Regions from separate parts of the Mus musculus genome. Here region 2 is linked to region 1. Evidence: chromatin loops called from intact Hi-C (ENCODE). Cell type or tissue: left cerebral cortex. All regions are shown on one strand. Each heading gives the region's core, and the rest is flanking DNA. Links, peaks and the distances in the headings are about the cores only.

Evidence for each region. A loop is a pair of places that touch in the nucleus more often than their neighbours do. Peaks named below come from ENCODE experiments on the same cell type or tissue, not always from the same donor. Only the 100,000 strongest peaks of a DNase experiment are listed, where the experiment ranks them.
Region 2: a loop joins it to region 1, with 7 times the contacts of the local background. A loop is called at or near these places in 3 of 42 quality-filtered maps.

The regions. Positions count from the first base shown.
Region 1 is chr2:117,377,079-117,384,549 of GRCm38, reverse strand. No RefSeq gene overlaps it. Among named protein-coding and RNA genes, the nearest start is that of Gm32020, 21 kb to the right of the region's middle. In left cerebral cortex, for the core only: no CTCF peak of the experiment used is centred there; DNase peaks (open chromatin) are centred at 2,495, 2,606, 3,076 and 3,665; H3K27ac peaks cover 1,694 bases.
Region 2 is chr2:117,304,614-117,312,084 of GRCm38, reverse strand. It overlaps Rasgrp1 (RAS guanyl releasing protein 1), which reads left to right. Exons shown (of 17, transcript NM_011246.3): 3 at 6,202-6,307. Among named protein-coding and RNA genes, the nearest start is that of Rasgrp1, 35 kb to the left of the region's middle. In left cerebral cortex, for the core only: no CTCF peak of the experiment used is centred there; a DNase peak (open chromatin) is centred at 3,831; H3K27ac peaks cover 2,291 bases.

The DNA.
Region 1 (7,471 bases), core at 2,159-6,158:
GTTAAAGTGACAACGCTGTTAAGAAAATAAAATGGGTGATGGGATTGTGAGAGTTGTGTTCTGTTTTCAATTAGATAGCCACATGGGTGGAATATTATTGTACTAAATTAGTAGAAAAGAAAAGTGCAGTTGTTCAAAGAACTTAGGTCGGAGTCCCTAAGAGGAAGCAAGTACCAAGACCCTGAGGCAGACACATGTTCATGTTCAAGGGACAGAAGTAAGGCTACTATACCCAGCACATATTCTACAAGAAGATAACATAGTGAAGCTATGAGCATAGAGAGCTGGCTAGGGGTCTTCAGGGAGCTCTCTATGCCATAGTAAGAATATGGCATTGTATCTTATGCTGGGAGAATGCCAGGCAGCTTAAGATACAGCTTAATTTGAATTTCTGTAAGCAAGCTAGCTGTGTGAGAAGCAGACCCCAGAGAGAGGTGAGTAGGAATTAGGCAGGCACTTAAGAAATGGGAACACCCCTCTGGGTATCAGGGAAATGGCTGCCTGCCTCAAGGTGGGGCTCTGAGCTCTAAAGCACCATATGGATACTGCTGTGCTCTCCTGCTGACAAATGCCACCAGAATTCTCCTGATCCCCGTCATTCCATGTGGAGAAAGCCCCATCCTATGGCAGGCCCTCTCAGACTAGAGCATGGTTTTGGCTCTCCAGGGTCTTCTCTGCTGTTTTCCTGTTACTGGGTCTACATGATGAAGCATACAATACATTTTTTTCTTCATATCCTTTTTAAAATCTAGAAATATATGACTGCAGTGCTTCACGTCCTTCCTTCATCTTCCAAGTTCCTGATTTGGAATTCAAACCTGCTCAGAGTTAAGTCTGATCCAAAGCTGCTGTAATAGAATGTAAACATCATGCCAAATAAATTCAAGCTGCTAGCAACTCCAGCTGATTACTATTAAGTAGCCAGCTCAGTGCACTTGCCTAAGATGTGCAAGGCTCTGGGTTTGATCCCCAGTCTCCCAGTCTCCCAGTCTCCCAGTCTCCCAGTCTCCCAGTCTCCCAGTCTCCCAGTCTCCCAGTCTCCCAGTCTCTCTCTCTCTCTCTCTCTCTCTCTCTCTCTCTCTCTCTCTCTCTCTCTCTCTCTCTCTCTCTCTCTCTCTCTCTCCCTCTCCCTCCCTCCCTCCCTCCCTCCCCCTCCTCCTCCTCCCTCCCTCTCTCTCTCTCCCTCCCCCCTCCTCCTCCCTCCCTCTCTCTCTCCCTCCCTCCTCCTCCCTCCCTCTCTCCCTCACCCTCCCCCTCTCTCCCCCTCTCCTCCTCTCCCCCTCTCCCCCCCCCTCTCTCTCTCTCTCTCTCACACACACACACACACACACACACACACACTTGGTGCTGCTGCCTATGCATCAAGAGTCCTAGCAATATCACCTACCTGCCAGGCTTCAGAGACAAAACAGGAAGAAACTTCTACATAATTCCTTCCCTTTCCTGGAACTCCATGCTTAGCTGCTTCCATCTCAATCCCACGGCTACTTGGGAGCTGTGAGTGAATGAAGCGCCTGTGTCTGCCCTTCTGAGATGGCACTGGGAAATCCCTCACAAATTCAGCTTCTGGCTCAGGAAGTATCCAGCATGTACAAGTGTCTGATTTACATTTCTTTATACAACAATGGGTCCATAACAAATTTTGTTTCTAGTTTCTATGAGTTTCTAGTTTCAGGTAAATTTTGAAAGCAGGAGGCAAATGATATTTGCCAAACTTATCTCCAACTCCTCACCAAAAAAAAAAAAAAAAAAAAAAAAAATAGAATCAGTCTCTGCCTCTGAGTCCAGTAAGTGTGACTTTGTATGGTCCTAACCCTTTCAAAGTGAAACACTGGCCTCGTAGCCACTACAAGCTACACCAATCCTTCCTAAGTACCCTCAAAAAATTCATAATTTGGTAGTGCATGCTTTTAATCTCAACACTGGCGAAGCAGAGACAGGTGAATATTTGTGATTCTAAGGCCAACCTGGTCTACAAAGTAAGCCCCAGGCTAGCCCAGGCTACATGGTATGACCCTATCTCTATTTTTTTTATTCAAAATTTAATTCAGTTTTAAATACCTAATTAAATGTCCTAATTGATTATGAGAATAATAAATGGCATTCACTCATTAAGTGCTAATTGTTTCTATTCTGTTGGGTAGACCTTGTGATAAATAGCTTGGGTAAAATATGACAAGGTAAGAGGCTGGGAGAGCAGAATGGCCAGGAAACACAGCTGATTTCTGTCTCCATTTCTCAGAAGCTCTGGTGGAGGGGGCGGTTAAGAAAGGAGTAGGTAGCTGGGAGCTTCAGCCCACTGTTCATGTGCTGGTGGGAGAAAAGGAACAGTTTTCCCCTGGGGCTCATCAATGAAGAAAAAAGATGGCTTTCCTCCCATTTTGCTCCAGGGAGTTTAGCGTAGCAGTCATGTTTTTAAACAGTATATTGAGGAAGCTGTTGCTGTGTGCAAGGGAATCGGTTGGTAGCTACTGGACTTACAGACGAGGACAGGGGAAGAACAGAGAAATGGAAGAGGATGGGGGAGGGAAAGAAGTAAAGACAGGGGGAAAGGCAGAAGGAGAAAACAACAGTCATCAAAGACTTAAGCCATGAAGAACTGCTGATGGACTCAGAGTCCCCAACGAAAGTGCAAATGCATCTCTCCAGTCTTCTCCTAAAACAGTAAGAGACCTAGGAGAGATGCAAGAGGTGGGACCTGGAGCTGTCTTCGCTGATTCCCACAGTCTCCCCCTACCTTTGCCTTGTAACTTGGCGGTCCTGATTTGGGAACCCTGACCCCATGTATAACCAAGTCTCACACAGAACCTTGCACTGTGTAGAGTGTGGAAATACTCCTTGGTATTCACCTCAGCACAGGGGACGAGAGTGCTGGTCACAGAGTTTTCACAAAGGTTCTTTCAGGTCCCTGAGTAGGTTTCAGGCAGGTAAAGTCAAGGACAAGGGCAACTGCGGGATCTGGAGCCTTGCCAAGATCGGCTGTTATTTTCAGTGTGGAACTCCTCTTGGCTTCAGAGTTCTTTCTCTGTGGGATTTTCTTCCTAACAGCTGTTGTGTGGGATGCAGGTGGCTGTGGGAGGAGAGGGAGACTTCTAAAAACAAACAGAGGCATGCTTTACAGTGCTTTGTGCTAATGGCATGGGTACTAATCTAACTAGTGGCAGCTAGCTGAGGAGCTGGAGGAGGGAGGCAAGAGAAAAAAAGGGTACTAAAGAAAAAAAAAGGAGCCTTTAAAGGAGTTCCCAGAAGAATCCAAAAGGGAAAGGTCTGCAAAATGCCTGGCATAGGAGTTATTAAGATGTTGGTGAATCCCCACTTCCACCATTGTCAACATCATCATCACCTCCACCACCATCATCTCTATACCTCTCTATTTCTAGTCATAGAGAAGAAGCTTAAACATGCAAAAAAAAAAATGAGAATAAAAGGAAAAATACTAAGGCAAAAGAAAATGAAAAAATAAAAAAGAGAATGTGTCAATTATTCTATTGCCCATATGCTCAATTAAAGGAATCCTATTTAAATATTATGGGTATACCTTTTTTAGGAGCTGTTATTTCAACATTTGAGAGCTGGTGCTTGAACGGCAGCTTCCTGGGGTGGGTTTAGTCTGCAATGGGCATCACACCCATGAAGTGGCAAGCAGCAGGTATGGAAGCAGCAGGTATGATAAGCAAAAGACAAGACAGACATGCAAGGCCTCTATACCTCAGGAGGCATAGAGTGTCGAGATCTAGAGGGGAGATGATTGCACTTGGAGACTCTAGGAGTCTGGTGTCAGCAACAGAGAAGAATAGGAGCTGTGGAGAGAGTTTCAGGCCAACCTGAGCTACATGAGGTCTCTCTTCTGACTTAAAGAAATGGATTTCATCCATAAGATAACAGACATTTAGCTGTGCTCTTAAACACCCACCCCAAGACTAAATGCTGTAGTGTTCTTTGCAGTAACCTATCTCTTGTAATAACTACCAGAGAGAGCAGGCTTGCTTTATCCTGCATCCTTCACATTATGTTACCCTGTCAGTGGACTCGCTGAGGAGGAAGGTGATCCCATCAGTTTTCCAGGAAGCCATTCAGTGAGCCTCACTCAAGTCTGTCTTTACTCTAAATCCAGGTTGGCCTTTGTACTGTAGCTAAGAATCTTAACTGTCTTCAAAACAAAGCTCCCCTGGTAGATTTACCGAGTCTAGTACCACTGGCTGATACTCATATTCCATTTCTTATCATCACCCTCCACTTTCTACCCTCTATCCAATGTCTGATAATTACCAGACTCACCATGCTCCTTTGGCTCTCTATTTTTTGTCTGCTTCTCCAAGTAAGGGCAAGAAGAGCTCATCTCACAAGTGTGGACTTTTGGCTTTGAAATAAACCACACTAACCCATTAGCTGTGTGCCCTTCTGTTGTAAAATCACTGAGTCTTATCTCTTCATTTTTAAAACCCAGGATTGTAATATCCACCTCATGAATTCAGGACAAATTTGGGTGTTATAAGGTCAGAAAGCATGGGAGGTGTCCAATATTTTATTCTCTTCTCTTCACTATTCTTCATCTTATACACAAGTGCTACTTTTGTCTTGCTATAAGCATACGATCCTCCTAGTCCCTTAACTCTTTGTCTCTCCTAGATATGTGAGAACATCTGTCCAACAGTGATAGAGGGACACTTTCCAGGTCAGCTATGTCTGCCATGGAAGCAGGTGGTCCAGTAGACCACATGTCCTAGACACAGAAACCCAGAGAGTCAGACCTTTACAGATCTTTGTAGATCTTTATGAACTATGTTACTATATCTCCTGTTTCATAGACAAGGAAGTGAGGCCTGTGAAAAGCCTAGACTGCTCTCTCTCTCTCTCTCTCTCTCTCTCTCTCTCTCTCTCTTCTCGATTTTTATTCTTACCATGACATGAAAATGAGCAGATTACTTGTTTTACCAACCAGAGGCATAGGAATGCTCTATTTTGAGATTTCTAGGCCAAAGAGCTTCTTCAAACATGTAATTATTTGCCTTGTTTCCAGACATGCATTTTCCCTTACACAATGTTTATTGGGCTCCTACGAGGTGTTGGGTCTACAAGGAGGTTATTGAAATGTCTAGCAAAGTCACCATCCTTCCTTTAAGAGCTAGGCTGCATACCTGTGCCCACTGGAGACTATCTTAATGTCCAATGTATGGTCCACTTCCATGAGTGTTGGTCAGGGTTAGGAATACGGCTTTTGGTCAATTGCCAATTACTCACTATCTTCCTTAATTTACGCCAATAACTCCCATGGGTTCCTCATCACCTCCTTTAATGCTGGGACTGTAGTGGGACTAGAAAAAAGGTCAAATACAGGCAGTCTGATCCAGAGAAAAGAGTCACCGGTGAGTAGGAAAGGTTCCTATGTGAAAAATGTGTAGATAATGCCTCCAAAGAAAGAGGACTGTTATGAAAGGGGTCACTAGAGTCCCCTGTAAAATAGACTGTAAGATGGAGTTAGAAGATCAAGAGACTGGCTGTTAAAGATAAAGAGAAGAGACGGGAATGGGTAGGGAAGTCCTCCAGATCCCAACAAAGAGCTGATCTTTGAGAAAAAAAAAAAAGAAAAGAAAAGAAAGGGAAGGGAAGGGAAGGGAAGGGAAGGGAAGGGAAGGAAAGGAAAGGAAAGGAAAGGAAAGGAAAGGAAAGGAAAGGAAAGGAAAGGAAAGGAAAGGAAAGGAAAGGAGAGGAGAGGAGAGGAGAGGAGAGGAGAGGAGAGGAGAGGAGAGGAGAGGAGAGAAGAGAAGAGAAGAGAAGAGAAGAGAAGAGAAGAGAAGAGAAGAGAAAAAAAAGAAAAGAAAAGAAAAGAAAAGAAAAGAAAAGAAAAGAAAAGAAAAGAAAAGAAAAGAAAAGAAAAGAAAAGAAAAGAAAAGAAAAGAAAAAGACAGGTCAACAAGATGACCGAGAGGGTAAAAAGCCTGATAACCTGAGTTCGAATCCCAGAACTTGCATAGTGGAAGGAGGTAGTCAACTTCCCCAAGTTGTCCTTTGACCTGCAATTGTGTACTGTCACACATACACACACACACACACACACACACACACACACACACAAATAACTGTAATAAAAAGGAAGTAAGTTCAAATACGGCAACTGCTCGTTGAGAGAAATGACTACCAGTTGCTAACTGAGCTATATAGGCAGTACAGCTTCTAGCTTGCAGTAAATTGGTGGAAAGTTCTAACTTCAAGAGAGATCATGGCAGTGTTATCCAAGAGCAAAAGAACTCAGAGAAAGGGAGATTTACTGTGATGACAGACAGTAGATTTGTATAAGTGTATGTGGAGTAAACACAGATCTTAAGACAGCAAATTAATTGTAGGCTCCATGTTTAATTAACCACTGGTGTACTTGCCAGGAAGAGTCTCAATCCCTGATACGTAAGGCTGAACTGGGTTAAGGGTAAATCTCTGGATCTTGAGATCTGAGCTACATGTGAACCAAAAACTTTACTTTGTAAGTCAACTTGACTGACCAGCAAGTCAAAAGCATTATAAAGTTCGGACTCTTACAGAAGGGGATGCTGAGAGAGGAAGGGGAGAAGAAATGGAAGAGAGGAAATGGGGAAACTAGACCCTGCGGATCTGGGTGTATGAGCACAGAGACCCAAAGGTCTCCTCCTCCTGCAGAAAATCACCAGCTGCTCTCAGTGTTGAAGGGACTTAAATATGAGTACAAGCCCTAAAGTGCTGCCAGCTCATGTCATTAATTCCTGTCTGCCCCATGATATCTGATGACATGAGAGTGGCCCGTACACTGCCTCCATCACCCACTCAAATACATAGATCCCCTCAGAAGAGTTGCCTCAGAAAAGCTAAATGCCCCACAGACTAGCCAAGTAGTATGGTCCCAGTCCATCTCTCTCTTCTAAAGTGTATGTTAATGTTCCAGAATCATCAAAATTGAACCAGTTCAGGAAGGGAAGCTACCAGGGAGTTGAGAAAAATGTAGTTTGTAGATGGCTAGTTTCTGGAAGTCAGAAAGCATTCACTCTAAGGAGCACAGAGAAAATAAAATAAGCCTTTCCAGCACATCCCCTGTGAGGGAACCTCAGAGAAGGCCTTGTCAACTTGGTAAAACAGAAACTCTAAATCCGTCAAACTGTAACACCCCACTTTTTCCTCCCCAGCTACTAGCAGCCACCATTCCTTGTCTCCCTCTGTGATTTAACTCTTCCCATGTAGAATGTTGTGGTTCTTCATGTGGGTCATCTGGTAGACCCATCTCTCCTGCATTCTCCATTGACCTGGCAAATACATGTTATTTTTGGCTCCATCCCTAGGTATTGGCCAATACATCTCTGCACCTATTGTATGGAGTTTCTCCTCTCTGTTCAGCACAGGACCTTCTCTGTCTTAAGAAGTTCCATTAAATCTCTATGTACCATAAGCTCTGCTGAAGTCACAAACATTCTCACTTGGCATTATACCTCCCCTCCACATCCTTCAA
Region 2 (7,471 bases), core at 2,005-6,004, 72 kb after region 1:
AAAACTATTGGTCTATTAACTGTGGTTCCTTCTTCAGCTAGATTCAGAACTCTTTAATGGCAGCATTTCCTCAGCTCTTCAGATATCTTCTGGAACCTAGGACATTGCTCCTTGCAGAATAGTTTCATGATCAATATTGATTAATAATATAAAAGCATGGTTTTGCAGTGCCGGGCATGGACTCCATGTTTATACATGTTAAACAGGTGACCTCTCATGGATTGGCACCTTTGGAAATCCTTATATTTTATATATAAAATAGTTTCTGAGTCACTTTTCTTTATTGGTACAAGTAGATGTGAGATGCCCACCCACTGACCTGTAGTGCTTTTTAAAGGAAAAAGGTACATTAGATAGAAAGGGAGATAAAGAGCAGTTGAGAATCTGATTCTGTAAAGTATAGCTCTTGCCTGTAGATGGTAGAAAGTGGATTGTTGGCTCATACACAGATGACTCCAGAGCCCACATACCCACATAGCTTCTGTTCACTCCCTCAAGCAAATGGTCCACAGGTTAGATGTGTTTCATTGTGGTATTTCCCAAGAAGTATATGTCCATCATTCCCTGAGGCAAGTTGGTAAGAGTGACGTTCAGTGCACTCCACTGAAGTTTCAACCCCTTTAAGAATTAGCACAGCAGATGGTAGTGAAAAATTATGCACATTTTATTATGCATTGCACATTTTGCTTATTAGAATTTTTCATATGACACTCTGCATTTTTAAAAGCCTAAAGATGAAAACAAAGTAGAATTATTCATTGAAATATTTAAATCAGCTTACAGCAATTATAACAAACTATCAAAATAAAATCCAGCACCCTGGAAGGTAGATAGATTCCCCCTGACCAGCATCTTGAAGAAGTGTTTGTTCTGTGGGATGAGAGCAGGCAGGGAATGCTCCCTTGGTGAGATTATCTAGTCATCAAAGGTCATGTGGGAGAAAGATGGTGGTAGGGCAGGGGCAAGAGACTAAGCCAATGTCATAGAAAAAGGAGAACCAGGAAGGGAGAAGAGGTGACACCCTGTCTAGGTGTACAGAGAAAGTACTTCTCTTTGTTCTTCCCCTCGATTCATCCCTGCCTTCCTTTACTGAGTGAGCCATCCCCTCCTGACCTTACCATTCTCCAGCTCTCACTGCCACAGAAAGCATGTGTGATTCACAAACCACCATGTGGGCATGTTACTGAAGCTGTAGAAGAAAGGGTATGGGGGCAGGGAGTGTGAAGATGCCTGTGTATCTTGGGCAAGAATCCCTGGCATCTTAAAGACAACATTCAAGATCAGGATGGAGCAACCATGACATATAAGAGACTTCTAGAAATCATCAGAATACAAAGGTTATTTTTCTATATGCAGGTTGAGTCCAACTAGGCTTTCTTGCACCATTTCTAGAATCTAGAGTCAGAGGGTCAAACATGTTCTTAAAGCACTTGAGTCTGCTTCACATTTAATACATGAATCCCTTGGGCTGACGGATGGCCACACAGCATGCAGCCAGGTACGTAGGAAATTTAAAAAGTTCTGGAATCAAGCAGACTGGGCTAGATCCTTCCCTCTATGCCCCACTGTCTTTTTGATCTAGGACATATTACCCAACCCTTCTACCCTTGAATTTCCTCTCCTGTAAGTTGTGAACTACATGTTGGGTTGTTCTAAGAATTAGAAATCACAGTACCATGCTTAGCATAGCCTTGGTCTGCAAAGGACTTTAGTAAACAAGAATCACTATGCCAGCATACTCTTTGGGTATCATCTCCAGACTCCAAGTTCTCTGTGATAGGAATGCTTTCAGCATTGGGTGTGAATAACTTTTCTGCCACCTGTTAAGCCAAATTCTGTTTCTTGTTATGTCTGTCCATCAACTCGGGTGCTACCTTTTGTGATCTCACAGAATGAATCTAAACTTTCTAACAAGTAATATAAAATATTTGAAGACACTTTCAGTGTCTGTCTAATCTCCATGGTAAGCCCTTTTAGATCTGTGAATCTTTCCAAAGACCCTGCATGATCTCACTGAGGATACTTCTGGGACCCTTCCATCCTATGTGAATAACCATGGGAAGATGTTTGCCCAGCCATGAGGAAATGTGGGGATAGCAAGTCTTAGGGGCAGTCCATCCTGAATAAATTTGTCTGACCATGCTAGTGTGTGCCTCCCATTAGGTATAGTGTGTAGCTTCTCCTGCCTTTCACCACGGTGTTGAGGAATATGAACACTACCACTTTTCCCAAGAAAAGCATTTTGTAAATCACATTTGTCAAATGTTGCATTGAAAAGTTTCCCCGTAGCTCTCATTGTTTTCGTCATATCGTTGTCCTCATTTCCCCCTCTGTCTGTCTAATGATTCCCATGACTTGAAGTTCCTGTCCTTCCACTGCAGACTCAAACACATAACCTGTTTAACCAACAGAATGAGGCAAATGACAGCGGGCCACTTCCCAGCATAGTTTAGGAGGCCATGGATATTCCCATGTTGCTTCCATTGTCCTGTCATCATGACAAGAACCCACTCATACCAGCTTACTGGTCCAAGGAAACCTGGAGACCTATAGGATCTGGCCCTCAACAAAGGTACCTGTGTCAACCAGCACATAGCCAAAGCTATGAGCAGAGCAAAGACCCGTAGATGCAGGGCATAAGACATACATACAGAAAACAGTTCCCATCCTCATCCTATCTTACCAGAATACAAATTTCAAAGAATTTATGGGTGGGACATTTACAAAACCATAATCAAGTTGAACGAACATTTCATAGGAATGTTCTTACCAAATGGCAAAAGCCAAGTGACTTACCTAAGAGACACAAATCGTCAGGGGGATTCCTATTTGGCATAGTTCATGTTCTTATTTGGCCCATGTTCTTGGAGTACACACCATCTGTCAGCACTCTGACCAGACTCTGAAAATAGACTGGGGGTGGGTGGTGGGGAATACACAAGACTCAGGACTTAGAAAATCTGTATTCTATTGAAAATGTAGAAAGTTGAACATTTTTAAAGACTAATGGGACAACCAGATCATATGTGCTATGAAGAAATTCAAGCAGAGCAATGGCTACATTAGGTAGACCGAGGAAGAACTCTTATGAAATGAGACTTGTGTGCTATGAAAGATCCAGTGGGGGAAAAGATAGCATTGAGGGCCAAAGAAAATGCAAAGGCCATAATCTAGCAGCAGGCTCAGAGTATTTGTAGTGGAAGCAGAAGTACAGAAGGGGAAAATATTTCAAAATGAAGTAAGCCATATTCAAAGAGGCCAGGACATGCAGAGCTCTGCTGGCCACCATAAAGACTATGTAGCTTGGATCATTCTAAGAATGGGACCTGATTTCCCAGGCTTTGGGAGCTGTGTGGAGAAGAGATTGTGGCTAGAAAAGAGCAGAAGGAAGCTGACCAGGTTTCTTGTTGCATCATGGTGGCTACTCTAGAGAGATAGCAAAGCTAGAGAGAAGTGGGAAGGTTACAGGCGTGTTTTAGAAACACAACCAAGACTCACTGATGGATCAGGAACGAGGGAAAGTGAAGAATTGCAAGTGAATTCTAGGTTTAATTTTAATGACTCAGAGGTTGGTTGGTGGTGCCATTTCTGTAGATGACGAAGGGTGGAGGAGAAATAAACCAGAGAAGAAGTCAAGAGTTCTGTCTGGATGAGTTCTCTATGACTTAGGCCTTTGTGGAGATGCTGCTGCTGCTGGACATATCAAGTCTGTGCTCAGTGCTGAAAACAGAAGTTGGCAGATATTTGTGTAGAGAGGGTGTTAGTCAGAGCCTAGATTAATTCATCTAGGCAAAGAGTTCACTTTTTTAATTTAAAATTTAAGAAGTTTTCAATTAAAAAAAATGTTAGCAGAAAGAAGTGGGAGGATTAAAGTGTAGCACAAGCTGACATTTAAGAGCTTAGCAGAGGGAGAAGAGACAGAAGAGGAGCCTGAGAGAGACGTGACAGAGTGTGGAGAGATGGAGCCAAGAGAAGAAAGCTTCCGGGAGGAGACTCATCAGTGTGGCTTCGGTTGGACTGAAGACTAACTGATCATGAAGTAAGATGAGGCCAGGGGAGCTAATGAAGTATGGAGCTGGTTGATAACCTTGGAAACTAAATAGTTAGCCTAGTTGTGGTAGCTCATGCTTGGGCTTCCAGCAGTCGGGAGGCTAAGGCAAGATCTCCAGTCCAAGACCAACCTGGGCTAAGCACAGAGATCCTGCAGAACCCAACTATCCAATAAACAGACTTGTGGAGACAGAAGTTGAAATGGAATTGTTGACAAGTGGCTGGAAGAAAAAAAGGGGGTAACCCTGAGGGACCCTGAGATCTTGAAGAAGAGGAAAACATAAATGTAGAGATGCAGCATCAATTTACTTTTGGTTTATGTAGAAAACACAGGAGCACAGTTAAATGTCAGTGGGCATAAAAACCAACAGGGAAAATGTGGATACTGAAGGCTCACCAGCATAAATAAGCTTAGCAGTCTTGTAAAGAGGAGAAGGGAACAGAGAGGAGATGTAGGCTTCCACATGCCCTTCCATGGTAAAGGGGAGGCAAGCAATGAGGGCTATAGAGAGCCAGTAAGCACTCAAGTTTTCTCAGTGACATGTGATTTTAAATCAGCATTTGGGGATTCAGGACTTCTGAGACCATGTTTTGTACTTACAACTTACTGAACAGAATGAAAATGATCACTACTTTTACAATGTATTTTCAAAAGTATTATAGATGGACAGTAGTTCAGATAGATAGATAGATAGATAGATAGATAGATAGATAGATAGATAGATAGATAGATGAGTCTTAGTTAGGGTTTTACTGCTGTGAACAGACACCATGACCAAGGCAACTCTTATAAGGAAAACTTTTAATTTGGCCTGGCCTACAGATTCAGAGATTCAGTCCATTATCATCAAGGCGAGAACATGGCAGCATCCGAGTTGGCATGGTGCGGGATGAGCTGAGGGTTCTACGTCTTCATCTGAAGACTGCCAGCAGAATACTGGCTTCCAGGAAGCTAGGATGAAGGTCTTAAAGCTGAAACCCACAGTGACACACCTACTCCAACAGGGCCACCCCTTCTAATAGTGCCACTCCCTGAACTGAGCATATACAAACCACCACAGACAGACAGACAGACAGATAGATAGATAGATAGATAGAAATAGATATAGATAGATCTACTTGTGGAGATAAGCATGAAATTGAAAGATGTTACACCAGAAGTACTGAACCACCAGCAGTCATTCCTTAGGTCCAATAAGTTAGGAGATAAGACTGAGAGACCAGAGAGCATCTTAGCCATGAGGGACAACTCACTCAGGAGGTAGAAAACAGGTCAAAGCAGAGAGGAATGAGAAAGAAACAACCTGAACTTCTTTCTCCTCCCATTCCTTGCTGGTTGTTTCAAAAGACTAAAGCCAAGTGGAGCCCAGCTAGCAAGTGTTACTGACTAATGAGATTCATGGTGAAAGTCAGTGAGTAGACAGGGTAGAAATAAGCAGCACAACCCCTGACATTCCATGCCATAGAAACAAAGGCAGTTCTGAAAAGCACGCCAAAGGGCATCTTTACCCTCCATGCTACTGTATAGAACACAGCTTGCTACCCAATGGGATGTGGAAATACGCAGCTAGTGGTGCTTTTTGCAAATCATCATGGCCCCTCAAAGTCCACCACCACTCTTCATATGTAATGTTTACTTTCATTTCACCACAGGGACCTTAGTAATAGGACAACTTGGACTTGAGAACCCTCACTTGCGTGTCCAAGGCCAGGAGACAGCCCTAGAAATGCACCCAACTAGCCATGTGCCTTTGTAAAACTTTTGAAAGATATTTATTCTAACTACATATTAATCCTGTGGCTTCCTACTCTGATGCTAGAGAAAGTCCCTCTCAACCCCCAATTGCATAAATGGTGGGTTCCATAAATCCCACAGCTACCTCTGCTTTCCATCTGGATGTAGACTTTATCCTTTGATAAGACACTATCACCTCTTGCTTCATAATCAATTAGGGATAGGCAAGGGGTACAGGAGGATGGTAAAATCCAGGAGGAAAGACAAGGTGAAGGTGCTGGCAGCTGAAAGAGCTGTGTTTGAACAGCCCTAAGCTGTCTGTCCCCTGGAGTTTTGAAAGAGGGTCAGGGTCCCACCCCCCACCCTACCCCCCATCTCTTTCTGAGAGACTCACATGCTGTTCTTTGCACTTTCAGATGCGGATGGAAACCTGTGTCGGAATAACCAACTGTTACAAGTCATGCTAACCATGCACCGGATCATCATCTCCTCAGCCGAGCTGCTACAAAAAGTCATGAATCTATATCCTTGGGCATCAGAAAGTATGCCGCTGCTTCAAGTGTGCTTTCATTTTAGTTAATTTGGAGTAAAAGTGAGCATTAAGTGCCTTTAACTCTCCCTGTAAGGATGTGGTTGTGTGTTTGAGCAATGGTGTGTGTGTGGTATGTGTGCACAAATCTGTGTGTTTATATATGTCTGCACCTGTGTGTGTAGTTTCCTTTAGGTAAGACAATATTATTTATGCAGATTTCTCTCTGTGGTAGATGGTCAAGAAAGTCAATATACAAATGCAGGTAACATTAATATCGCCTATTATTTTTTTAATCTTTCATTATACATTAGTTGCAAATTATATTCAGGCTGCACAGGCTTACCAGGACAACTGTGAATCCTGAATGGTGCATTTCTTGCGGGACTTCTTGTGAGTTCTTCAGCCCTCCTGGGCTCTGAGAAAAGGTTTAGCTACATGATCTGTACTACATTGCCTTCTTGGTCTAGACTGTATTACTAACTGTGGGCTAGTTAGACCTTGCTCGATGTGGACCTCTGTTGTGGGAAATATTAAAAATTGAACCCGCCAACTCTCTGCAAGACTTGATCATGCTCCCATGCTCCTGCCACCATAGATGCCAACTCTCTGCAAGACTTGATCATGCTCCCATGCTCCTGCCACCGTAGCTGCCAACTCTCTGGAGCTAGCCCCCTCAGCATCTGTCTAACTTGTCCTGCGAGCCACTAGTTCCCTCTCTGCTATAATCCCTTGTAACCAGCAGTCCCATACTCCAGTAGCCAAATAGATCCACCATCCTCACGGTTTAATAACCTGGTAAAATCAAGACTCAAGCTTATAGTTAATTAATTAGATTTATGTATCAATAAGATCACACTTTACAAGATGCCAATAAATAATTTCAGAGAAAATTGATAATGATAACGCTTTAACCCAATTATTATAAGCTTTTGATAACACCATGTCAGCCTCCATTCTTCTTCTCCCTCCTCCTGAGACCTCTCTGTCTCTGTAACTCTTCGGTCTGCCTCCCTTTTCCCTGTCCAATCACAAGCCTCCCCTGCAATAATGAAATTGGACAGGGAAAATCCTATGTCAGACCTCCTGTAGTAGGATATGGATGTTGCCTGCTTTCTCCTTCAAAATGCTGGTGATACTGTGAGCCATTGTCCTCA